3 separate regions of the Homo sapiens genome follow, and all the other regions are linked to region 3. A link is a loop called in an ENCODE intact Hi-C map of the cell type or tissue named here. Cell type or tissue: heart left ventricle. All regions are shown on one strand.

Evidence for each region. A loop is a pair of places that touch in the nucleus more often than their neighbours do. Peaks named below come from ENCODE experiments on the same cell type or tissue, not always from the same donor. Only the 100,000 strongest peaks of a DNase experiment are listed, where the experiment ranks them.
Region 1: a loop joins it to region 3, with 2.7 times the contacts of the local background. A loop is called at or near these places in 31 of 110 quality-filtered maps.
Region 2: a loop joins it to region 3, with 1.9 times the contacts of the local background. A loop is called at or near these places in 6 of 110 quality-filtered maps.

What each region holds. Positions count from the first base shown.
Region 1 is chr18:48,930,713-48,938,712 of GRCh38, forward strand. The region is part of intron 3 of SMAD7 (SMAD family member 7); the gene reads right to left. Among named protein-coding and RNA genes, the nearest start is that of SMAD7, 16 kb to the right of the region's middle. RefSeq lists enhancers at 1,731-1,880, 2,139-3,024, 4,466-4,535. In heart left ventricle, no CTCF peak of the experiment used is centred here; DNase peaks (open chromatin) are centred at 2,295, 3,002 and 4,679; H3K4me3 peaks cover 4,905 bases; H3K27ac peaks cover 5,695 bases.
Region 2 is chr18:48,708,461-48,716,460 of GRCh38, forward strand. It overlaps CTIF (cap binding complex dependent translation initiation factor), which reads left to right. Exons shown (of 12, transcript NM_014772.3): 7 at 3,159-3,235. Among named protein-coding and RNA genes, the nearest start is that of MIR4743, 42 kb to the left of the region's middle. In heart left ventricle, a CTCF peak has its summit at 3,612 (motif pointing right); DNase peaks (open chromatin) are centred at 1,111, 5,002 and 7,721; H3K27ac peaks cover 5,078 bases.
Region 3 is chr18:48,837,440-48,845,439 of GRCh38, forward strand. All of the region lies in intron 10 of CTIF (cap binding complex dependent translation initiation factor), which reads left to right. CTIF-AS1 (CTIF antisense RNA 1) reads right to left here and starts at 4,439. Exons shown (of 3, transcript XR_935449.3): 1 at 4,050-4,439; 2 at 2,682-2,793. RefSeq lists enhancers at 1-161, 432-1,210, 1,211-1,989, 7,099-7,599. In heart left ventricle, no CTCF peak of the experiment used is centred here; DNase peaks (open chromatin) are centred at 1,552, 4,052 and 5,512; H3K27ac peaks cover 4,532 bases.

The DNA of each region.
Region 1 (8,000 bases), 93 kb after region 3:
GTGTGCCGACACATGAGGCACAAGTCAAGGAGGCCCTACCGTTGGCGATGCCTTAAAAAATTAAACACAGAATGACAGTGTAATTTAGCAATTCCACCTCTGGGTATATACCCAGAAGAACTGAAAGCGGCGACTCCAGTGGTATTTGCACATCCATGTTCACAGCAGCATTATTCACAATAGCCAAAAGGTAGAAGCAAGCCAAGTGTCCATCAAGCAATAAATCAACCAGACATGGAATATTCATACAATAAAATATTATTCAGCCTTAAAAAAGAAGGAAATTCTGACATACGCTAGAGTATGGATGAACCCTGAGGGCATTATGTTAAGTGAAATAAGCCGATCACAAAAGGACAAACACTGTCTGATTCCACTATTCTATGAAGTACCTAGAGGAGGAGGCAAATTCATAGACAGAAAGAATGGTGGGTGCCAAGTGCTGGGGGAGGGGAGAAGGGAAGTTAGTGTTTCATGGGAACAAAGTTTCAGCTAGGGAAGATGAAAAAGTTCTGGATGTGGACGGTGGGGATAATAGCACAATATGAATGTACTTAATGCCACAGAACTATACACTTAAAAATTGTTAATATGGTATATTTTATGTATATTTTACCACAATAAAAGAAAAAGGCCTCAGCTCTCTTAAGGCTCTCCTTTGCACCCCCATAACTAGTCCTCATAAGCATAGATTTCCTGAACTGGGGATTCCACGGGTGGGACTGGGCTTCAGCAAAGATATCGGCCCCCTGCAGATGTATACAAATTGTGGTATAGCATGCATTTTTCTGAACAGAGTCCTCAGCTTTCACCCATACTTGGAAGAGTTTGCGAGCCAAGAGACAGAAAGAACTACAACCTTTTTATTTTAAAATGGAAGCAGTCTTTGGCTTCCATAGGGATATCTCATCAATAGGGGGATCATTCCCACACCCCTCAAATCCAAGAGACAAAGATCACAGATCACCGAAGGGACTTGGCAGCCAAGCCCAAGCCCTTATTTTGCAGATGAGAAAACTGAGGCCCAGAACACAGAAATGGCTCCTGCAAGGCCATGTGGCCAGCCAGGGGCTGAGACACTCGGCCTCAACCCAGGAGAGCAGGCCAGCCTCTAGTGACAGGAAAGTGGAGGATGCTGGCCCCGACATTGTAATTCTCTCCCAGCCCCCTCCTGGGACTAGGGCATCCTGGACACCCTGGGGGGAAGGTGGGGGGGCTTCTGAGTTTTTGCAGGCCCCACGATCCTGGGCTCTTCCCCAGAAAACAGCCCCCCCAGCAGGGTTTTGATTGTGCCCCCACTGAGCAGGAGATGGGGCCCATCTATTTGTAAGAACGGTATGGTGCACTCAGATCACACTGATAACTAACTTTTTAATTTTCCCTCTTGGTTACTGATTCATGAGGGGGTGGGGCAGGGCTGGCTCAGAGGCTGCAGTGAGGCTGACAAGGTCCCCAGGCCCAGCTCTTGATGATCCTCACTTAGCCTGCAGGGGAAGGAGACACTTAACAGCTTCATGAGGTGACTGGAAGGTGGGACAGGGGACAGGGACAATCATTTAACCTCCGAGTGAGCCACCCCAGAAAATGCAGACAGCTAATCTGCCAACGGCACAGTCATATCTTGGCGTCTTATTGTTTTTGTTCCTGTTGAGTGACAGTCGCAGATCAAAACGTAAGAAAGCAATACTGAAATGAGCACACAGTCGCTGGCCTGGTTATCTGAGTTGTCTTCTGGCTGAAAGAAAGTCCCGACTTTGCAAGATGAAATTGGAATTGAGACCAGATCTTCCCTTTCTGCTCTGATCAAACCCCCCAGCAAAAGCAGCTCTCCCCGCCTTTTCTTCCTGGTGGGGCTTCACGGAGGAGCGAGAAGAGTAATTCAATTAGTGAACTCCACAGAGCTTGGAAGCCATCGGTTGGCCCCGGGGGAACAGACAGAGAAGGATGAATGTGAAAAGGAAACACCCTGGTAACTGCATCTTAGATTATTTCATCCAAACCCAACCCCAGACAGGCCAGGGCCTCACACACAGGGCTGACACCTCAGAAACGGGCTTAACCCTCAGATTTAAAATTAAAAAGCAAGAATTTCCTTCATCCCCCAGATGGTCTTCGTTGCGAATCAAGTCCTCTGGAGTTACAAAGGGAAAGTCACTCCTGGGCTTTGAAAACATCCCACTTCTCCTCTGGCTGTCAAGACATTAGATACTGTCTTTCCAGATGTTTCCCCACCCCTTGGCCGTGGTCCACTGAGGAGCCTGGCGCTAGGCTGGTCACTTCCACTCTGTGCTGTGCCCCAGGTACTACCAGGGTCTGGAGGGTGGATTATAACCACAGCTCCTGTTCTTCCTGCTGTCATCTTACAATCAGCAAGAAGCGGGGTGGGGAGGCGGGCTGGAACCAAAACCCGGGAGACCTACCTCTGTTTATCCACAAGCTTTGCTTTATCTCAATTCTCAACAGACCACACAACCAAAGCAGAAGTAGAAGTGGATGACTCAAGAGCTAGGCCCATCCCAGGGGGCCCACCCTGCACCTCCCCCACCTATGGCCTGGCTTCATGGAGGGACCAGGCTCCTCTGTCCTACAGAAGCTGCCCCTGCCTGCCTCCAGGTAGAGGCAACTCCTAGTCAATCCCCCCTCCCGCCGGCTCCATCCCCATGGATTCAACATCACCTTCGGACAAGCCATTCCAACTGCCAATTCTTAATTCTAACCCAGCCCAGGAACTGGTCCTCTGCACAGCACACAGCCTGGCACATAATAGGTGTCAATACATATTTGCTCCATAAACAAACCACAGGGACACACTGGCTTCTTCCAAAGCAGCGGGCCCACCTAGCTTCACACCCGGCAGAGGGAGGCACATGTGAACCCACCTGAGAGGGGAGCACACCTTCCAAGCACGGAGTCAGCCAGAAGGACCAAGTCCCTCTCCTGGACTCCCCACGGAGGACACAAGAGGGAAGCCCTGTTCTGCGCTAGGTCACACTCAGCCGCCGCGGCATATGCCACTGAGAGGTGTTTCCAAGGCCGGCGCCGGCCCACCAACCTCTGTGGGCACACCACCTGCCCACAGCATTCTGCTTTGGCGTCCTGCTCTGTTTGGACAAGTTGCCCTCACCAAGTGTTCAACAATGCTTTTACACACCCCAGGGCCCTTGTTGTGTTATGAAAACAAAACAAAGCACGCTAAGGAAAAAGCTGGGAGGGTGGGGGTGAGCGTGAGTGGAGAGCGGGCCAGCCACACACACAGGTCTCTTTCTTTCTGGTCTCTGTCCTAAAGACGGCTCCTTGGCAGCACGGGCCGGGGCACTGTCCCATGCCCTGTGTCATTAGAACAATGACATCAACAAAGAGGGGATTTAGAAACCCAGAGACAAAAAATGGAACTGGACCTTATCTGCACCACTGTAGGGCTGTGATAAGCCCCCTCTCTGGGAGATGCTTCTAGGTGAACCATATCACTCCTTCCTCCAAAGCACAGCACCGTTACTGGACACAGCTGTACCAGGGCAGCTCCGAGACCCATTTCCCCTCCACTCCTCACTAGCACCCTAGAAATAGTCTCAGGAAAGTTACAGAACTCCTGCAGGATGAGGGGGACACGGTGGCTTGAAAACACGAAGGCAGCCCTGAGTTCCCGGCGGCTAAGTGCCAGGTGCCTCTGTTAGGGGAAGGCAGTACCGGGGGTGGGTAAAAAGGCTAAAGGCGTGAGTAAATTCTTACGTACCCCCCATCAAAAAAAAAAATACAATCTTTTTTTTGCAAGTTAAAACTGAGCTAATGACACTGGGTGGGGCTCAGTGTTGAGGACTCCCCAGCCAAACCAAAATTAGCTTCCAGCCAAGAGCTGCTTGGCCTTACCATTTGGGGAAGGAAGCTGAAAAAGTCATGAAAGATTCTTTAGTAAAATGGGAAATAAGGCGGCAGTTAACATTTCAACTGAAGGTGACCCTTCTGGTAAAATATTTTTTTAAATAATAAAAATAACATAAAGTTCTCAAACAGCCTCTTTCTTAAAGAAAATGGCCTACATGTTCTCGTGGGAGTGGAAGGGAAGAAAAAAAAAACACAAAACAGAAAACAGGCTAGCCGTTTCTCAGCCACTACCTTTCACGAACCACTTTTCTCTGGAGTTATTCTCAAAAAAAAAGATGATGCAATTTCCTGTCTTGTCCCAATATTTCCTGTTAACTTACAAGGTGAAAGTTATCACCCTGTTTTAAATAACTGTCCTCAACACCGCTGAAAGTCCCTTTTCCCAGCCAGTGCCCACCCCTATCAAAAAATGTCCCCATCTTAGAGTATAAATACGATCATTTTCTACACCTTTTAAGAGTTGGCTTCGTAAGAAGCCTGGTTCTCTCTCTAGCAGATACTGAATCCACGGGGCACCTTCCACGGGAGTGGAAGCCCACATCTCCCAGGTGAACCCACAGAGAGAAACAGAGAGGCTGGGGGGCAGCCGAGTCCCCCAAGTGAGCCAACAGGTTTAGGTAGAGTGGCCGGGATCAGGTGAGTGTTGCTTTCTTGGTGTGTTAACCACTAAATTGAGAACTGTGCCTCAGCAGTTAATAATATCTTCCCGCTGAAAATAGCCCGGAGAGGAAGCCTCTGTGTGACAGTAGGCAGGCAGCCAGGCTTGGGGCTAGCCATTCAATACCGAGCGAGAGGTGGTAGGGCCAGTGGTGACCTCCCTGTGGCTGTGCTTACAGTATCCTTTCACGAGGCTCCCGCAAAGGGAGGGTGCCCGGGCCAGTCACCTACGGCCACTGCAGCCCTAGAACTTGGGCAAGGACATCACAGGGACTGGGGTCTCCAGGGGCCCAGGAAGGGTCTGGATCACCAGCTTTTGGAGCCAACCCTGGCACCATCCTGGTTCGCAGTCACTGGGATGGGCAGGCCAGGGGGACCCCGCAGAGTGAGAACAAGCATATTCACTTCCCCCAGCAGAAAAGTCAGGCCGGGAATCAAACCAGAGGGAACTTTCCTGTCTCTCATTTCTGGAACCCACGAAGAAAAAAGGAAGGTCGAAGGATCAGCACAGATGTGTCTGCTTGCTCAGGTAACACACAGCAGAAGGCCAGGCGTGGTGGTACACGCCTATAATCCCAGCACTTTGGGAGGCTAAGTCGGGAGGATCACTTGAGGTTAGGAGTTCGAGACCAGTCTGGCCAACATGGTGAAACGCCCTTTCTACTAGAAAAAAATTAGCCAGGCATGGTGTGGCACGCCTGTAATCCCAGCTGCTAGGGATACTGACGCATGAGAATGGCTTGAACCCAGGAGGTGGAGGTTGTAGTGAGCCGAGATCACGCCACTGCCCTCCAGCCAGGGTGACAGAGTGAGACTCCATCTCAAAACACACACACACACACACACACACACACACACACACACACCACACACACACACACGAGATCCCAGGCAGGCTACCAGCCTTGCTCCCTGGTCCATCAATGTACTTCCCATGTGACCTCAGGGCTGCCACCAAAACAAGTGTCTACCATCATCAGGTCCTAGGCAACTAACAGAAGTCTCTCCAATTTTACTCTCCACAATCACTGTTCCTTATAGATTATCCAAGTATCTACATGTATTTAAAACCTACCGCTGGCCATTTTTTGGTCAAACTTGTGGTAAAATACACATAACTTAAAATGTGCCACCAATGGCATTGAATACATTCGGTGAACTGTGCAACCATCACCACTCTACAGTTCCAGAACATTTTCATCGTCCCAAAAGGAAACCCGGTCCCATGGGTCCCTTTTACAATCCCATTCATGACAGCAAAGCAAAACAGTGGACCATGTATAGTTAATAATAGTTTTCTCTCAAATGTCTCTACAAAGAAGCAAGAAAGTTATCTGGGAAGCTGAATCCCGAGGGATTTTAGTGTGCGAGCAAGTCCAGGAACCAGCACTTTACACCTTTTTTTTCTTCTGCCAGGTGAAGACAACTGCTTTGAGAGTGCTGCTCCGAGTTCAAGGCCTGGACCGAAGGAAGTAAAGACCAGCCTGGCCATCATAATTCTGCAAGGAATTATGACACAGTAACAACAATAATAAAGGAGCAAAGAGGCCGGGCGCAGTGGCTCATGCCTGGAATCCCAGCACTTTGGGAGGCCAAGGCGGGCGGATCACCTGAGGTCAGGAGTTCAAGACCAGCCTGACCAACATGGCAAAACCCTCTCTCTACAAAAAAGTACACAAATTAGCCGGGCGTGGTGGTGCACGCCTGCAATCCAACTACTCAGAGGCTGAGGCAGGAGAGTCCCTTGAATCCAGGAGGCAGAGGTTGCAGTGACTCGAGATCCTGCCATTGCACTCCAGCCTGGGCGACAGAGCAAAACTCCATCTCGAATTAAAAAAAAAAAAAATTAAAACATTAAAAAATTTTAAAAAGAAGCAAAGGAAGCCAAACTTGATCATGAATTCTTCGGCATTTCCTCCCTTTTCACTGCTCCACCGGCTCTGAGCTTGCCACGGAGGTCCCATAGGTGTACAAGTCTACGCAGCTACAGTCAGGCTTTGCTAAGTAAAGGCATGTGTGTGTGTGTGTGTGTGTGTGTGTGTGTGTGTGTGTGTGTAGGAAGTGAGGGGCAATCAGCATGCTACAGTGTCACCAAAAGTGACACCACCCAAAGCCTGGCCTTCACCTGGCCCTCTCCCTTTGCTGGCCCAGTTCAGCCTGGGGACAGGATGCGTGAGGCGGCAGCAGACCATCTTGTCTGGCCGGCAGAGCAGCCCAAATTTGCTCCAGAGATTTTAAATGCTGTCACCCTGTATTTAACCCCTGCCGGACTGCCTCATTCTTTCCAGGACAAAAGGGGTTTTATCAGTAAGCCCTTCTCCAGGGGGAAGTGCATGACCTGGGGCACTGCAGAAGAGGCGGGGTCCAGGACTGGTCTTCACCAGGGTGTGGGTGTGCACCAGGTGAGCCCGCCCCAGCCCTGACTCATCCTGTTGGCAGGTGTTTAAGGAGAGGCAGAAGGTGTCCCCTGAGTTCTAGGCCGTCATTTCTCACAGTGGCCTGCAGGGTACTAAGGGGATGGGAAGGAAGGAGCTTGCTCATGGTCACAAGCACCTGTCCACCTGAGTCCCCCAAAGTCCACGCTCATGAGCATTTGGATGAAAGGCCCACATGCCTGTGAGCTCAACCTGTGCCCCCTGCCCTCACTCCACAATGGCATTAGAGACCTCAGTGAAACCATGAGCTGTTTTGTAGCCAGGCAGGGGGAGGTGACTTAATTTAAAAGCAGAGCAACAGGCGCCCAGGCCCAGGTTCCCAGTTCATGATCACAATTCCAAGCCAGACAATGAATAATTGTTCACGTGCAGCTGATTAACTTTCCTTAAAACAGGATGGAGCAATGTTTCCTAAGCTACTTGGTTTGAGCCCAAGTCAACTGTGGACTGAGCCAGGGGTGCATTTTCAGATTATATAGGTATTTTTGAAGGCTCTCCTCTGAGACTATGACAGATGCCAGCAAGGATCAAAGAGAAGGAGACAGAAACATCCTTGGATGCTGAATGGATACTGACTCAAGGACGCTCCCATCCCCCAGACTTGGGGACTAGTAGCCACATATGAATCTCAAGCAAAGAGTTGGCCACCCTTGGGTTGGAGGCATGGTGCCGGGTCTCTCCAACAAGCATGACTTCGCACAGCCAAGAGATGGAGTTTCCCAGGACACGTGAGCACTTCTGTCTCCACTGCCTCCTACCTCCCTCCTTGAGATCCATGGGAGCACTTCTTTTGAAGTTTAAATAACTACAAGTGGTTGCTGGCTTCCAATCCCTACCCTAACTGGGCAGGTCCATATGGCTGAGGCCCAGCCAGCTCCAGACATTCATATATAAAGGAGGAGGCTAGAAGATGAGTCTGCAGCTGAATAACCTACAACTCACAAGGGAGATGCTGCTCCCTCAACCCACTCAAACCAGGACAGCAGACAGGCAAAATGAAAGCCCCCAGACAGAAACTCCAGATGG
Region 2 (8,000 bases), 130 kb before region 3:
CCCCCCATTGCATGCAGGAGGAGGTTCCCGGTGCTGGAAGTTCTATGTAAAAGGCCCCAGGGAAGGCAGTAAGGTCCATTCACTTATCCACCTAGATGCCACATTGAGGCTGAGGCCCCAGGTGGCCTTATACATAGGACCAGCCCTCTATAGCCCTGGCCTGGATTGTTCCTGGAGAGGGAGGACCTCAGAGGGTGCAAGGCTTTGTTCTGTCACCTCTGTCACTTTGTTCCACTCATTTTTCGCCTCACTATAGTCTTCCAGCCCCAGGCCAAAAACAGCATAAAATAGAGCTTCTCCATCCTCCCCCAGCACACCACCCTGGACCACCAGGCACTGTGCAGATTCTGTCTTCCTTCCATGGCCTGAGCTTCCCATGCCCTCCCTCCCTGCAAATCACTTCCTGCTGGACTCTTTTCCAAGGCTGGGGGCTCCATGAGGACAGGTGCCTGTGCTGCCTTGTTTGTCCTGGCACACTCAGCCCTGAGCAGAGTGTCAGGATCACAGGAAAGATAACGATGATGATGATGATGATGGCATCGATGACAGTGATGATGACAATGAGGCTTACTATGTACCAAGCATTATCCTATGTTCTTTACATGTTTCGGAACTCATTTAATCCTCACAAGGATTCTAGCAGCCAGATGCTATTATCTCCATTTTACAGATATGGAAACTGAGGCACATAGAGGTTAGGTCATCTGCTCAAAGTCACACAGCCATCAAGAGGAAGAGCCAGGATCTGACATTCACAGTCTAACTCTAGAGCACAGGCCTCTAACCACTGTCATGGTTTATACACATACACTACATAGATGTGAGTTGTTCTGGGATGGATGGATGGGTGGACACAGGGGACCTAACAGTGGCTTCATGAGAAGCCCCGAGTGGCCCGGTATGCCCCATTGAGCCACACTGAGTCTTGGGACAGGGTTAGCTCCCCATGGCTGCTGCCTGTGTGCAGGTAAGGAGGCCAGGAGGTAGGTTAGAGCCCAGGGCTGGAGGCCCACACCGAGGAGGCTGGCACCCCCTGGGCTCGTGTTACACTAGGGGCTATGGCCAGTTCCCTCTGCCCGGCCTCAGAGCCGAGATCCTAGTCCCTGCCGCCGCCGGTAGGGAGCCTCGGCTTCCTGTCCATTGTCTCCTTGGGGCACACCCGGTGTGTTCCTGAAGTGACCTGGAGAGGCAGGGAGGGAGGGAAAGAGGGAAGGGGGCCAGCCCAGAGCCTAGTCAGGGTGGGAGAGGGGAAACGAGAGGGGAAGACTTGGTGTTTTTCCTTATTTGTGTTTTGTATTAAAGAAAACAAATAATATCCTTTGAGAAAACCATTAAACAAAGCACATCCTAAGGCCCCAGAGGCCTATTGTGGCTGCCTGGAGCCCGGAATTCATTCATGCTTTCTTGGCTAGATTGTTGGAGGCAAGAGAGACGGGGGTGAGAGGAAAGGATTGTTATTAAAATGTATTTTGAAATGTGTTGCTCCCTCCCTGCACTCAATCCAGTCCAGGCCAAGTGGCCATAACTCCAAGGTCCCTGTGTCCTCCTGAGTCTGTTGTTCTCCCATTACCTCTCTGGGAAGCTCCCCAAAACTGGCCAGTCCCAGCATAGCCAGGGTGGTCAGTTTCCCCCATGAGCTTGGGGGCTGAGCCCCGTGAAGGCAAAACAGTGGGACCCTCCTTTATGGAACCTGAATCCCGAGGGCTGCATGTGCCCCACCACAGGGTGTAACCCACAGGACTATGATCTCTAACTCACTGTGTGGCCACTCTGGGCCTTGGGCTCCCTGCCTGTAAGGTGGGGAGTGGGCCAGAATAGACCCCCTCTGACTGCTCTCCAGCAGCCTGGACCCTGTGGCTCCCTGTCATCCAGCGCATGCTCAGGTCGCTGCAGGTGGGTGGGAGTCACACTCAGGCTATGGCCTCTGCATCCAGGCCTATACCCAGGTGTCCCAGGTCCAAGCCAGACCACTCCCTCCCACTTGACTCCAAGCCTTGGTACCCCCTACTCCACCCCAGGCCGCTCATAATGGAATGGTAGTGCATGGTGGTGCTCTCTGCCATGTCCACACCAGAACACACTTTTCTGTTGGAGGAGGGATGGGAAGAGGTGGTAAGAGCAGAGCTGGCCATCAGCCCAGCTTGTGCAAATAGCTCTGCCTGTGATCCTGCATTTGCAGGATCTGCCCTGGGTTGCAAATAGAGGGTCTCTCTCCAACCTTGATGTAGATGTAGAAATAGTTGCTGTCATGATGACAATACGCAAAAGACTATCCTTAGAATTTTCCCCAGTTCCTCCTTTAAAGTTGAAAAAGGAGCCTGGGCAACAAAGTGAGACCCCATCTCTGCAAAAAATCAAAAAACAAGCCAGGCGTGGTGATGTGTGCCTATGATACTGGCTACACGGGAGGCTGAGGAAGGAGGATTGCTTGAGCTCAGGAGGTCAAGGCTGCAGTGAGCCGTGTTTGTACCACAGCTCTTCAGCCTGGATGACAAAACAAGACCCTGTCTCAAATAATAATAATAATGATGATAGTAATGCTGAAAAAGTAATTTAGCTAATTCCATGTTTTCCTAAATACTCCCTAGGCAATATAGGGAAAGAAGATCTTGGGTAAAAATTTCACTGGGGGTGCCTGGACTAGGTTTAGGAGACAAATTTCCTCTTCACAGGGCTTAGGGTTTTCAGGCTTCACCTCCTTGGTCCTCTAGCAGCCCAGAGAAGAAGGGTAACATTCCCATTGTGTTATGGAACTTGTGCTTAGAGAAGTAACTTGTCCTGGGATGCACAGCCAGTGAGCTGCAGAACCTGGCCCCAGCTCTGTTGCTCATTTTCTGCAAAACCTTGAACCAGCTTGTTCATCTTTCCAGATTTGAATGTCTCATCTGTAATTCAAGGACTTGGACATAATGGATTCTAAGGTCCTCATTGTCCCTACTGTTCTTTGATTCTGTAATTCCAGCATCACTGCCTGGTAGGAAGTTCATTGACTCTACTGTTTTTCCTTTTTCAGTCTGGATTTGGTGGTTAGAGTCTAGTCTCTCCAAACTCTTGATGTCTTTCTGTCTTAGATGCTGGTGTACTTAGTGCAGTCCCAGAGGTGCTTTGCTCTCTTTCAGGAGTTACTAATGATCCCCCTTCCTCCCCCCATGACACAGGGCTACCACCCGATGCCCCATGAAGTGGAGATCGCACACACCAAGAAGCTGTTCCGCAGGAGGAGAAATGATCGAAGGTAGGAGAGACTTCGTCGTGAGCTTTGGGTTTTCCTTTCCTGCTTCTGCCATCTGTAGCGACGTCAGCTTTGGCCTGCATTTCGCTTTTCCCAGTCACCAGCTGATCCTGATGAGATGGGGTTGGTGGCATCGTGGGTTGGTTACTGGCTGGGGATTCCCCAGGGGCAGAGTGGCGGCTCCACTTCTCTTGTTGGCCTAGGGATTGGCTCCCTTCAGGCGTTTGGCTGAGAGCCCACCATCACCACTGCCTCTTCCTGGGGGTCAGGCAGTGACCAGGCTTTGCAGTTCAGGAGGAAAAATGCTGTTTCCGCTGACCTCAAAGCAACAATAGTGGTCCTCAGAAAATAGGACTGGCTGGCTGTGTGTTTTGAGACATGGCCTCCAGGAGGCTCCTGGAGCTCACAAGTGCAAGAGTATCTGTTTTCCTCCTCCCTGGTCATTGGGGGTTGTCCCTCATGCGTGCTGGCTCTGCTGTCACAGGCAACACACAGATCAGCAATGGCACATGCTACTGCTCCCAAATTCCTGGGGGAACCCACTTAAACTAAGGCAGAAACCGAGATCTCCTGTGGAGCTCAGACTCCCGAGTGACAATGGGGCCAGGAAAGGGGCAATGAGGTAGCCCTGGATAAGAACATGCAGCTGAAATTGAGCATCCTGGGAATGTGTGCATTTATTTTCAAAAAGGCTTTCTTATAAGGGGAGATCTTCAAGATATATTTTAAGTGGAAAAAATTCAGGTGCAGAGTAATGTTTCTTATGTGTGGTCATTTATGCAAAAGGGGGAGTTAGAGTATATTTTTTGCTTGAACATGCATAAATTATTTCTGGATGGAAATACCAAAAAAAGAACGAACAAAAAGGCTTATGCCTCAGGAATTAAAATGAGGTGTTCCTCTATAGGGAATATATTCTTAGATAAAGATGACGGCTTTTGGTTCTACCTTTAATGAACAGAGAATGTTCTCTGAGGGCCAAGAAACAGCCGGTGGACATGCCTTGCTCAGAACCCTAGCGGCGCCTGTGCTCAGGCTGGCTGGCCACCTCCTTAGGCTGAGACCAGGGTCTCTGATCCTTCCCTACGCATGCACACCCTGAATAGGGATTATTAGGTGGTGACTGCAACTCTCAGGGTGGATGTAGGCCTGGGTGCCCAGACTGCTTTGTCATCCACTGGTGGATTAAGTGGATCTGAACACATTCACAGAGGATGGCAAATGTATAAGTAGCTTGGGAAGAAGGCAGTGTCCTGGCTTAGAAATCAGAACCACCAGACACTTTCTGTAGAAGCACCAGGCATCAAAAAGGAACACTGAGCAGGAAGAGGTGGACCCAGGCCTGTTCCTGCCTTGACCAGAGTACAGTTTATCGCATCGTGTGTGCTGCCTTTTTGCTGTGCAGCATCACAGAGGCAAATTCCTGGTTTCTGGGTTCCTGGTAGAGGGAAGAAGGAGGCAGCACCCCTCAAGGAGGAATAGGGTTCACAGGGGCCTGGGAGGTGTCAGAGAGAGCAAAGGCTTTATGTCCTCTGCCTCTGGCCCTGTAGTCTCTGATGGCAGGGAAGACCCAGAGTGTGTGTCTGGGAGGTGTGGAGAGTCCCCGAGCTTCCTGATGAGAAGTCACCCTCTGCCCCACCTCTCTGCGCCCAGGCAATGGCAGGCTGCCACCCAGCATCCAGGTCAGCCTGCATGTCCATTTCTGGGCCAGGTCACCTCACTCAGCAGGAAGACCCTGGACAGTGGCAGGCCTCCGGAAAGCAGCAGCGTGACCCAGGGATGTAGGAAGAGGAGCGCGGCATGCAACGGCTGGGAAGCCGAGCTTCCGCTGAGCTGCGCTCACATTCACCAATGTCCGGGTTAGGTCAGCACACCTCCCAAAGGATGTGGACGGGCCAGGGTCCAAAGTGAGGCAATAAAGATGATTAAAGGGGTGGAAAGTATGTCCTGTGAGGAGTGCTGGAGGGCTGGGGCCAGGGAAGAGGAGGCCGGAGGGAAGGAACATCGTGCCGTGAAACTCATGAAAGATTTATACGGAGAGATGAGGGGCCGCTGCCTCCATGTCCACAGGGACCCAGACTAGAGGAAGTCAGCTTGGATGGAAGAACAGAGTTTTCAGCTAGACCGAAGACAGACTTATGGAGCAAACATCTTGACCATTTGGGGCAACACTGTGCAAGTCAGAGCAGCAGCCATGCCTGAACACAGAGCGTGTGCTCGTCGGGGCGCCCCGCTCTAATTCCTCTTCTAGATGCGGTAGAATCCGTTACTCACTCACAGCCTGGAGCTGTCGTGGAGTCCTCAGGTGATGGGGACTTTCAGGAGGAAAGCAGGCAGCCATATAGTTTAAGGACCTTTTTGTCTAAAAGCAGGGGTCTCCTGAGTCTGTTTTGGGAAATCGTGGGATTCTGCCACCCAAAGAGCCGCTGCAGAATATTATCAGGTGACCCCTAACCTTCCCAGCTAATGACCCATAGTAGTAGCCTTGCTAAGTGTCAAACCTGCATATTTGACCTTGGAAGTCCATACTTGTGTGCAGCAGGTTCACCTTCCTAATATTCTGGGCTTAAACTACACTGGGAGGGGCTTGCATTTCCTGGGCACGCATGGTGGCAAAGGGAGAAGTGACCAGAATCAGATTTGGTGGACAAAGGGCACAGCCAGCATCTGTGCCATGCCTCTGATCTCCCCCCACCATATGAAGGGAAGGGGCCAGCTGTATCCCTCTGGTGGCTTGGTGGCTCTCCTTGGAATGGAGAGGAGTCTGTGGCTTTCCATCTTCCTGCAAAGTGGCTGGAGTTGGTGTCCGATAGCTGCAAACTCCAGGCAGCATGAGCGTGCTGCTGAAGCTAGGAGCATGCAATTTCCCACAGCCTGGAGCAGGGATTTTCAGACTGGGACCTAAAGTCCTAGGCTTCATCAAAGTCTGTGTCCCATCCCAGTTCCAGCTGCACTCTCAGGGGTTTTTGTGTGCCTTACTGCTTTTATTTTCCACTTGTTTAAGTCTGAGGCTGTTAGCAAGCTGAATTATATAGCAGTTTAGGGACATGCCCTGGAATTAGGAGCTGGATGGGAATCCCACCTCCTCTCCTCACTCACCCTATGATCTTGCCAATTACATCACTTTTGAAAGCCCTGTCCCTTCTTCTACAAAATGGGTTCACTAGTCAGGGAGCTGAAAGGAGCTGATTCTAATAAAGCACCTAGAAACACGGTCTTAGTGTTGGCCCACTCTGCAGGTCAGAGGGGGTCCTAGGTGCTCAGGAAGGCTTTCAAGGTAAGTGTGGAGCACAGGTGTCTGCAGTGAGCGGGGAGCTTTTGTCCTGTGATTGTGGCAGCAAACCCGGAAAGCCTTGCCCTGCATTCCCTCCAGGGGCGGGCCGCTAGGATCAATTGTTCCTTCCCCTGGATCCACTTTTAAAGCCCTACCCACACTGTCAGAGGGGGCAGAGCCTGGGCTAGCAGGGAAGGAGGCCCCTTCAGAGTGGTCACCTGCAGACTCTGCTCCTGATGCCATGGGCTGCGTCTAGTGAATTGTGGATGTCTTTTTTCCATTTTGAAAAAAAAAAATTAAGCTCATGGACAGTTCAAAGGTTTCCTCAAGAATGTTCTTGACATTTGAACAACTAGTAACCACTTGTTTGTTTTTGGAAGCTAAGAAAAGACATTTGCTGATTTCAGACAAAATTATGCATTTTGTGACATAAATGTGCTAAATGAGTGTTCCACGCGTTCCTCAAAGAGCAGCATGCCTTCTGATGCTCTGGCCCCATGCAAGTTGGAGACCTGTTGCTTGGAACGGGGGCTGCTAAGGCTCGTTCCCCCCCTTTTCTCAAAGCTTTCTGCCCAGAGCACATAGACCAGAAGAGCAAGCTCACTAGAGGGCTGGAGACCCGGCGCACTGCCCAAGTTGACCCTGAGTGAGGTCCCTCACCGCTGGGGAGGATATTTTCTCTCCCCACCACACCCTGGCTGCATTTAAGAGATGAACACATTAAGGCAATGAATGGATGTTGTAGCCTGAGCTCCCTGGGAAGCAGGCTCTGGGACAGTGATTATCAGCAGCTGCTTTTAAAGGCATGCCTTTGGTGTTGATACTGGTAGAAGATCAAAAGAGGAAGTGGTATCAGCAGAGAGAAGTTGGGCTGCAGTGCAGTCTTAGAGAGTTCTGAGCCTGTAGGGGAGGTTCTGAAGTTGGGCTGACTCTTTAAGAGCTGTCCCAAGATGGGGTAAAGGGGCAGGCCTTGATACCTCCATGTCTGTTGGTCATCAGGCAGGGACTGCCCAAGGAAGGGAGCGTTACCTTGGGCGGGGCTGCGCTCTTTGCCCAGAGCAGTTGTCCTAGGGGTTGGCAGCTGAGGGCTGTCTGCACAGCACTTCCAGCAGCCGGGAGGCAGTGCCCCGCTCCTGAATGTGTATCACAGCAGACACTGCAGTGAAGCACTGTTCAGTTCTCCTACTGGGATTGGTTGGGCTGTACCCTGTGCCATAAGCTGTGCCCGAGAATACGGGAAGTATAGGGTGTGGCCCCTGCTCTCGAGGGCCTGAGCTGTAGCTTGCACAATGGTGCCTTGACTCCAGAAGCAACCAGAACGCTGTGCATGACTGTCAGTCATCCACGTGTTAACAGGGAGGAGGCTTAGAGAAAGCAGCCATCCTGGGAGATGCTCCAGAATGCTTCCTGGAGGAGGTGGGGCTTGAACTACTAGTGAGACCTCCAGGAGGATTTGGGAGATGGGAGGGTGTTGGGATGAGAGGAGCGGTGCTT
Region 3 (8,000 bases):
GCCTGGGAGCTGGGGAGGGCTGAGGTCTGGGCTGGGGGAAGCACCTGAAGGCAGGGGTGGAAGCTATGGGCCTAGGGGCACCTGAGCCTGGGTGAGCCCAGCCCAAACTGAACAAAGGCGATTAGAGCTAAGAAGAGGGTCTCAGTCATTTATGGAGCCTCTGCCACTCCCATCCACCTGAAGAGACATTTTTCTCAGTGGTGCCCACTCTGACTGCACCAGAAACACCCAGAGATCTTACTATACAGATTCCTAGGCCCCCACAGCCCTACATAGCCCTAAAATCAAAGAGTGAGGGCTGGATCTGTTTCTCTCCTAGGTGGATCCAGTACAAACACAGGGCTGGGAACTACCCACTGGATGCATCCCTCTCCCTGCTCCCAGATGCCCTGAGCCCCTGCCCCCCACCAACCTGTCCCAGCAGCCCTGGGCAACTGGGTGACTGCGAGGCTAAGAATCCCCCACACCCACACCCTCCCTGGTGGGAAGGGAGTGGGGCTGTCTCTGGAACTCTGATTTGGTTTTGCTGTCCAATGCCAGAACGGGGGCACACTGAGGAAGAGAGACTTTTAAAAACAAAGTCCGTCTTCCCTGGGGTTTTATTTTACCTTGGAAAATAGAAGAACTGATTTTTTTTTTTCTACTTTCCCCCAAACTTGCTCCCTATCAGTGTCCCTAAAGTAGGAAGAGTTCTCACTTCTCCAAGTGTGTAGTCTTGGCATTAATTAAAATCCAGAAATGACAGCAACAAAGCACCTGCTTTTTCTTCCTGCTTTTCTCCCAACACCCCGGCACATCAACAGCCCGTCAGCTTGTGGGTAGACTCACATAGGAGCTGGAGCCTACACTGAACTTTCATCCCAGGCGAAATGCCTATCAGAAGGCAGGTGCGCTGCCTTCCCAAGCCAGTGCCCTCCTAGAGTTGAGCGTGCTGGGCTGCCCACGCCTCACGTGAGCCTCTCGGTGCAGTGGCCGCCTGGAAGATGTCTCACCTGGGTCCTTGCACAGGCAGATACTGGAGAAAATCTGAGGAAATATATAGATTGATTTTTGTCCGCCCCCCTGAAACGAGTCCCCTTTATAGTCACACTTCATAGAAAGCACAACACAGACAGCATGTCTGTGCTTGAGGCTGTGGCTGTGCACACTTGGGTGGGCTCAAAGTATATGCATTACTGCACAACCTTTGTCTCCCTCGGGGCCAACACAGAGTTTAGTGTAGGAGCCTTCACTTAGGCACTGTGTTCACCTTTACAGCCTTCTCCAACACTTCATTTATTTGGTGGCCCCTTAACCAGAAGCATATGGAGAAGTTGAGGGATTTGCCAAGGGACAGGCAGCAATAGTGATTTGCCAGGGCAGGCCCTGAAGCCTGTGTTGGTCACAGGCAGATTCAAGGGCAGCAGCAGCCCCCAAACTCTAGATCTGCATCTCAGGCCCAGGCACATCTCCCTGACACCTCCCCGGGCCTGCCCACCAGCCCCTCAATCTCTAAGTGTCCTAGTGGAACCTGTCTTCTGCTCCCCAAGCCTGCACCTCCTCCCGGAGAAGGACCTCCAGGCTGTGCCGGCTACAGCCCCGAGGCCATCCCTGACTCACCACCAACCGCCACCCTGCTGCCAGTTCCCAGGGTCTGTGAGCAGCAGCTCTTGCAGATTTTCTTGAATCTGGCCACCACTTTTCTGCCTCTCCACGGCTCGGCTAGGCCACTGTTTCCTTTCCCCTGAATTACCCCACCAGCCCTCTCACTGGCTCACCCCTCCTGTTCTCAGTCTCACCCTGCCACCCTCTCTCTGAGCACTCCTGACTCACTTTTCTCCCTGCCTGTGGTGTCCTTCCCTCTCTTCCTCTCCTCACCCCACTCTCCTGGCTGTAGCTTCAAAGGTTTCTTCCCAGGAAGCTGTCCCTGAGCCTCCTCTCCTGACCCAGGTGAGAACAGTTCTTCCCGTCACTGACCCCACAGCACACTCTACACTGTGCCACTTGCAGCCCACTCAGTTCTAAGAGCCACCACTGACCGAGCTCACTGTGTGCCAGATACTATCCTAAACACCCCACATCCTCTTCTTTAATCCTTGCAACTACCCTTGGCGGGAGGTAATATTAGTATCACCACTTTACAGGTAAGGAAACTGAGACACAGAGGGGTTGCCTGTATTGCACAACATGACTGGTGGGGCGGCTGAATCAGGATTAGAATCCAGGCAGTCTCACTTTACAGCCTTAGTTCCAAATGCTGATCTGCTTATGCAACATCTGTCTTCCCTCCTAGACTCATAAATCTATAAGGCCAGGATCTGTGCCTCCTTGTTGAATGAGTGAATGAATGAAAAGTTGTTACTACCCCCTTCAGACACCCTGGAGAAGTTGGACTTGTTGTGCTCCAAGGCTTTATGTCACTGGGGGGCTGCATCCCAGGGAACAGAGGCCCTTCCGAATGGCCTCACCCCAGCCAGCAGAAAGCCATGCTTTCTTTCAAATCCAATCTTCAGGTCTTCCGAGAGGCCCAGGTGGACTCAAGTGCCTGTGTGAGCAGTGTGAAGAAAAGCTAGTCTAGGTAGATGCTAGACTAGACCTAGAACTAGGTAGAAGCAACAGTTGCTCCCAGGCTGGGAGTGGTGAGTCTTCTGGCTACGGAGGTCAGAGAAGATCAGGGAAGGCTTCCTGGATGAGGCTCTTACCATTGTTCTTAAGGGATCTGGTCAATGGAGCCAAGATCAGAAAAGGCATGCTCAGCCAAGAGAATTGTCAGCAAAACCCAGAGGCAGATAAGGGCAGGATGCATCCTTAGACCTGTGAACAGACGAGTTTGGGTGGATTGGAGGTCTGTGAAGGGGGCAAGGTGGGAAGACTGTAGGGCCCAGAGCAGAAGTGGCCCAGCGAGCCGCCTGAATGCCAGGCTAAGCCCTCATCCCCATGCAGCCTGGTCAGTTGAACACAGTGAGAATGCACAGGTGATAACAGAATATTGACTCACATGCTCATTCATCCAAAAAGATCATCTCGACTTAGAAAAAGAGTTGCCCCATTATTAAAATTTATATTCTGCTAAGGGTAAGGCTCTAAAGCCAAACAAACTTCCAGGTGCCAATTAACTTCTCTTATCTCCGAGTCTCTTAGACTTGGCAAAGAGTACTTACCAAATCCCTACTGACACCCTGGGCAGCCCCAGGCCCTTTTCTCAGCCCAGGCCTGTCTGCTCCTCCAATGGGTGGCTGCTCCTCTGAGCACAATGCTAATTATGCCCTTAGCACAGCCCGATTCTTCTCTGAACAGTAACAGAGCTTAATTGTCTCCGGCCCAGCTGTCCCTACCCAGTTGGTCCTTGGTTACTGCATTCTGCCCAAACCCACTGCAGAACCAGCTGCACTCCCTCACCCAAAGGATAGCCCTCCAACCCAGCTCCTGCCACAAGGCTTCACTCCACCCCCACCCCCACCCCCACCCCAGAAGATGGGCACCTCTGTCTGGAAACCAGGCTACTACAAGTGTTGATCCTTCTTCAATACAGCATGCCAAGATTATCATGCAAAAAAGAACATGGTTTAAGCAAAGGTTTCTTCAAAATTCCGTGCTTGGTGGCAGAGGAGTGGGCCAGTGTGTCCCTTTTCTAAGTCCTCCAATGACCCTTGCTCGTTATTTATGCCCTCCCTGACTCATGCTCTGTAAAGTCTGAGGTTGGTAAAAGCCCCCTACATTTAAGAGGGCACCTGGTTAATGTAGGCATCCCATAAACAATCTTCTAAGAAGCTTCTTCCCAGTCTCAGGGAACTGTAGGTTGGCATAGCCTTGCAGATAATCTTGTGCCCAGTTGGTGAGCAAGCAGGGGCCAGTGGCTGGAGCGGCCCCTGGGCTCTGGGCATGGGGAGGCCCTCCTTCTGAGCTGATGGGTGGCCTCTGCAGCCGGGCCCTCCCTGAGCTTCCCTCTGGGACAGCAGAGAACTCAACCTCTCTGCCTAGGGCAGCGCCCTCGTGGCCCCGGCTCAGCCCAGCTCCTCTAGGGAATTGAGTGGCTGGACTGTGGTTTAGTCGCCCCCAGGGAAGCTTACCCAGAGGAGGAAAGGACTGTTTCGCAAGCCAGGCCCGGCGTTCTGAGCTGGCCTGTCCGCCCCTGGCATATGGCTGGGCCTGTTAGGAAATCAAGGAGACGCTCTGTCTCTTTCCAGCAGGCGCCACTTCTGTCTTGCCACTGCTTTGCTCGATTCAAGACGCTGGCTCGGGGGCCAGGCTGGTGGGCAGGCAGGCGGGCAGGCGGGCAGGCCCCTCTCCCACCAGCCCGGTGCCTGGGAAGCGCTCACTGTCTCCTCAGCCGGTGTTATCCCAGGGGTCCCGCACCTGGCTGATAAGGCCAGGCGGCTATCAGTGGCCATCTCGGGTGGGAGGGCAGGGTGGCTCTCAGGGAAGGATTCCAGACTGTTTCCTTCTGGGGCTGAGCTCCAACGCCCTTATCTCCTTTCCTGCCAGGCAGGGACTCCTCAGCGCTCACACACAAAAGAGAACTCCACCCAAGACGCACAGCCCCTACCTACTGGAAGGTGGAGGAGGCTTTGCCTCCGGTTTCATTAAATCTACCTGGTTCTCAATCGGGGGCAGTTAAGTGTGCACTCAGCTAATATCAATGTATTTGGTCCTGCCAGGGGGTGGGAGGGTTGGAGAGACGGGGACGTTCAAGTAATGGAGCTGCCTTGGTGGCTGTTTTCGAAGCTCCTGGACTTGTCAGTCAACTGAAACGTCTCTTGGAAGAGAAACAACCAGGGGATGGGCCAATGCCAATTACAAGATTCAGGGGCTGCGGGGATGGGGAGGTCAGGCCTCATGGGACTGAGTAGAACGAGGGTGGTGGGGCCTGAGTGTGAAAAACCAGGCCTCGCTCAGCCCCGCTCTTGGCTGCCTTGAAGCCTGTGAGGCAGGAGGCCTGGTGAGTATTATTCCCGTTTCATAGAACGCAGGCCTGTGGGTGGGAGTGCTAGAGGGAATACGGGAATATATTATAGAAGATGGGTCAACGGAATCCTTGAGAGGTCAGCCGAGCGCCCATTCCTGTTAGCGCGGAAGGGAGAGCCCTGGCCTCACAGTGTTCCCAGGATTAATGTTCCGCCTCAGAAGAGCAGCCTACCCCCAAGACTCTCAGACTTACTGCTGGGCAATGCTTTCCAGAGGCCAGGGCTGGCCTAGGTGACCCCACAGGGCCTTGTTCCAGCCCAGCAGTCGCTGATTCTACAGGCAAGTTACTATGGGAACTATAACTTTGAATTTCCTGGCTCTGGGGCTGTGAAAATCACAACCTGAACCTTCCGTTGATGTGGGTTTCTCGATTAATTTCCTGTTTGATTGTTTACTTTAGAGAGCGGAAAATGCCTTTGCAGGCAGCTAGCTCCCTCCACGGAGACACTTATCACACCCTGCCCCCACAGCCAGCAAGGTCAAGTCCAGGCCTCAGGTGGGTGGAGGTAGGGGCCAGAAGCAGGGGCAGGGACTGGGGGAAGGGGCTGGAGCTGGGGGCAGGGAGGAGGCTCAGCCAGAAGCAGATGGCAGCCTGAGCCCCCTGCCCTACCCTTCTGCTTGCCCGGGGTCCCAGCCTGGTGGATGTCGGGGCTGTGGAGGGACCTGTGATTTCAGAGACCTGTGAGCCTTTGAGGGGAGCCTCCCACCCACCCCAAGCCCCAGGACTGGCCCCTGGCTGCCCAAACTATCCCCTGTCTCAAGGAGCTCTGTTGTGCAGAGTCAGACATACAGTGCAGTCCTTCCTGGAGAGGGTGGCCTCAGTGGGGAGGGTCAGAGATTTCCCCCTAGGCCAGGCACTGCTGACTGGGCTGCCCAGTGCGGGGCTGGGCGTAACTGCTCTTCTACCCTTCTCTCCTCCATCTGCCCTCCCCAGGGCCCTGCGCTCCAGCAGGGAGCTGTGCCCAGTGTTCCCAGTGACCATAACTCCATCCTGTTCCCTGCGGAGTGGGGAGGGCTTGCAGGCTCAGGTGCCGCCTGCGAGCCAGGAGTTCTGATCTCCTGTGATGATAACCACCCATCTCTAGGCCATGGGACACTCGGTAGCCTCTCGAGCCCTCCTCCCCACCCCAGCTACCCAGCCCCTAGATGGCCCTGAGGCCCCATTTATAATGGGGGCCCTGAGGCACGGGGAAGGGAAATGGAATAGGCCAGAGGGCTGTGGACTACCCAGGGGATCTGGGAGGCCTGGGAAAAACTCCCAACCTCCCAGCACCCCTCCCTTATCTAGGTGACCGTATATGATCCACATCAGGGCAGTTTGGAGAGTGGAAAGGATGCTTTTACTAATGACTTTGAGATGACAGGTGAAAACTGGAACTATTCCAGGCAAACGAGATGTGCCATCACCCCACCTTTGGCCGGCCTCTCCCCATCAGCCTATTTATGTGGGCACTCACTGGGGAGCAGGAGTGAAGCTATTTTTCTACCTACTTGTGTGCTCTTGGAGAAATCATTTCCTTCCCTGTGCCTCAGTTTCTGTAGCTGTGACATGAAGAGCGTTGCAGTGGTGCCTAACTCAGATCATCTGGTAGAAAGATCAAATGGATCTTTAAAAACACACAGAGCACATAGAACAACCACTCAAAATATGTAAGCCAGGTGAGCATGAGGATTCCGAAGGTGCTGTTCACCCTCAGAGGCCCCCTCTCAAAAGGGGAACCTCAGAGCTGCCTTAGGCATTTCCTGTTCACTCCTCAGGAGGGATCTTGGACTGGGGGCAGTGAGCACAGAAGAAGCTTCCAGAAGGGATGGGGAGGGCCTAAAGGGGAAGCTGGGAGGCACTGGCTGCAGGCACAGCTGCTTCCCTGGAGTCTCAAACCCACCCCAGGGTCCTGGGGATTCCTGGCTGCAGGCACTGTGAACAGAACTAGCCCCTGTCTAGGCCACTAGCTGGAGCTTGGTCCACAGGAGAAGCCGCTGGAGTTGTAGCCCTGCCTTCTGGATCCAATGTCTCCAGAAGAATTTGGTGTCTACCCTGAGCCCCAAATTATATTTCCAGCCCCCGGGCCAGCTGTGGGATGAAGCATCCCCCATGTGACATCCACTGTCGCTACTTTGTACGGGGTGGTTTGCAAGCCCGGCAGGAAGGAGGCTAATTATTCCCTCTGGGGCGCCTGGTCCGCAGCTAGGGTGCCCGCCCGCCTTAGTTAGGAGGGCTGGCAGCCAGACCACAGGGCACAAGCTTGGACTGAAGGCCAGGTCAGAACCACAAATTTCCTGACATCTGACCATAACCACCATACCAAGGCTCCATGTTAGACTGGTGGAAAAGTGGCATGGGGGCCCATTCCCCTCTGCTGAAGGTGTCTGCACTGTGGGCAGGCAAGAGCGATTAACATAAAACAGCACTAATTTTGTAGCTTTGGTGCCAGGCTAGGCAACATTAGCATCTACACAAGCACCTATATCCATGGCCACACCAGCCCTTCCTCCCACTTCAGAGGGCGACACTACTCTTCTTTAAGGCAGATCTATGTACTTGATCCTTTCCTCCTTTCTGATTATCCTCTTCTCCTGCACTCTGGCACCTCACCTCTACCTTTAAACTGGCTCAAGACTCTCCTACTTTAACCACACCAGATTCCCAGACCATTCTAGGTGACCCTGTGCCAGTGTCTTTCCCCTAGCATCCTCCCCTTTTCTTCTTCCATAGGCAAGTTCCAAAAACAAAGAAAAGAGGGAAAGGAAGGAAGAGAAGAAGGGGGTTGGGGTTGGGGGTGGGGGAGAGAGAGAGAGAAGAAAGTACAGAAATTCATTCCAAAGAAAAAGAAAGAAATGGTGTGCTCTTTCTGTCTGCACTTCTGGACCTCCTTCACACTCTCCAACCCTGCGGGGCCCAGCCCAGGCTTCCACTGCCCCAGTAGCAGCACTGAAGTCATCATGGCAAAGGTCACCCATGCTCTTCTAATCACCAAATCCAGGGGACCTTGGTCATTGTTCGTTTTACTTGACCTCTCTGAGCTTTGACACTGGTGACCTTGTACTTCTTGGAACTC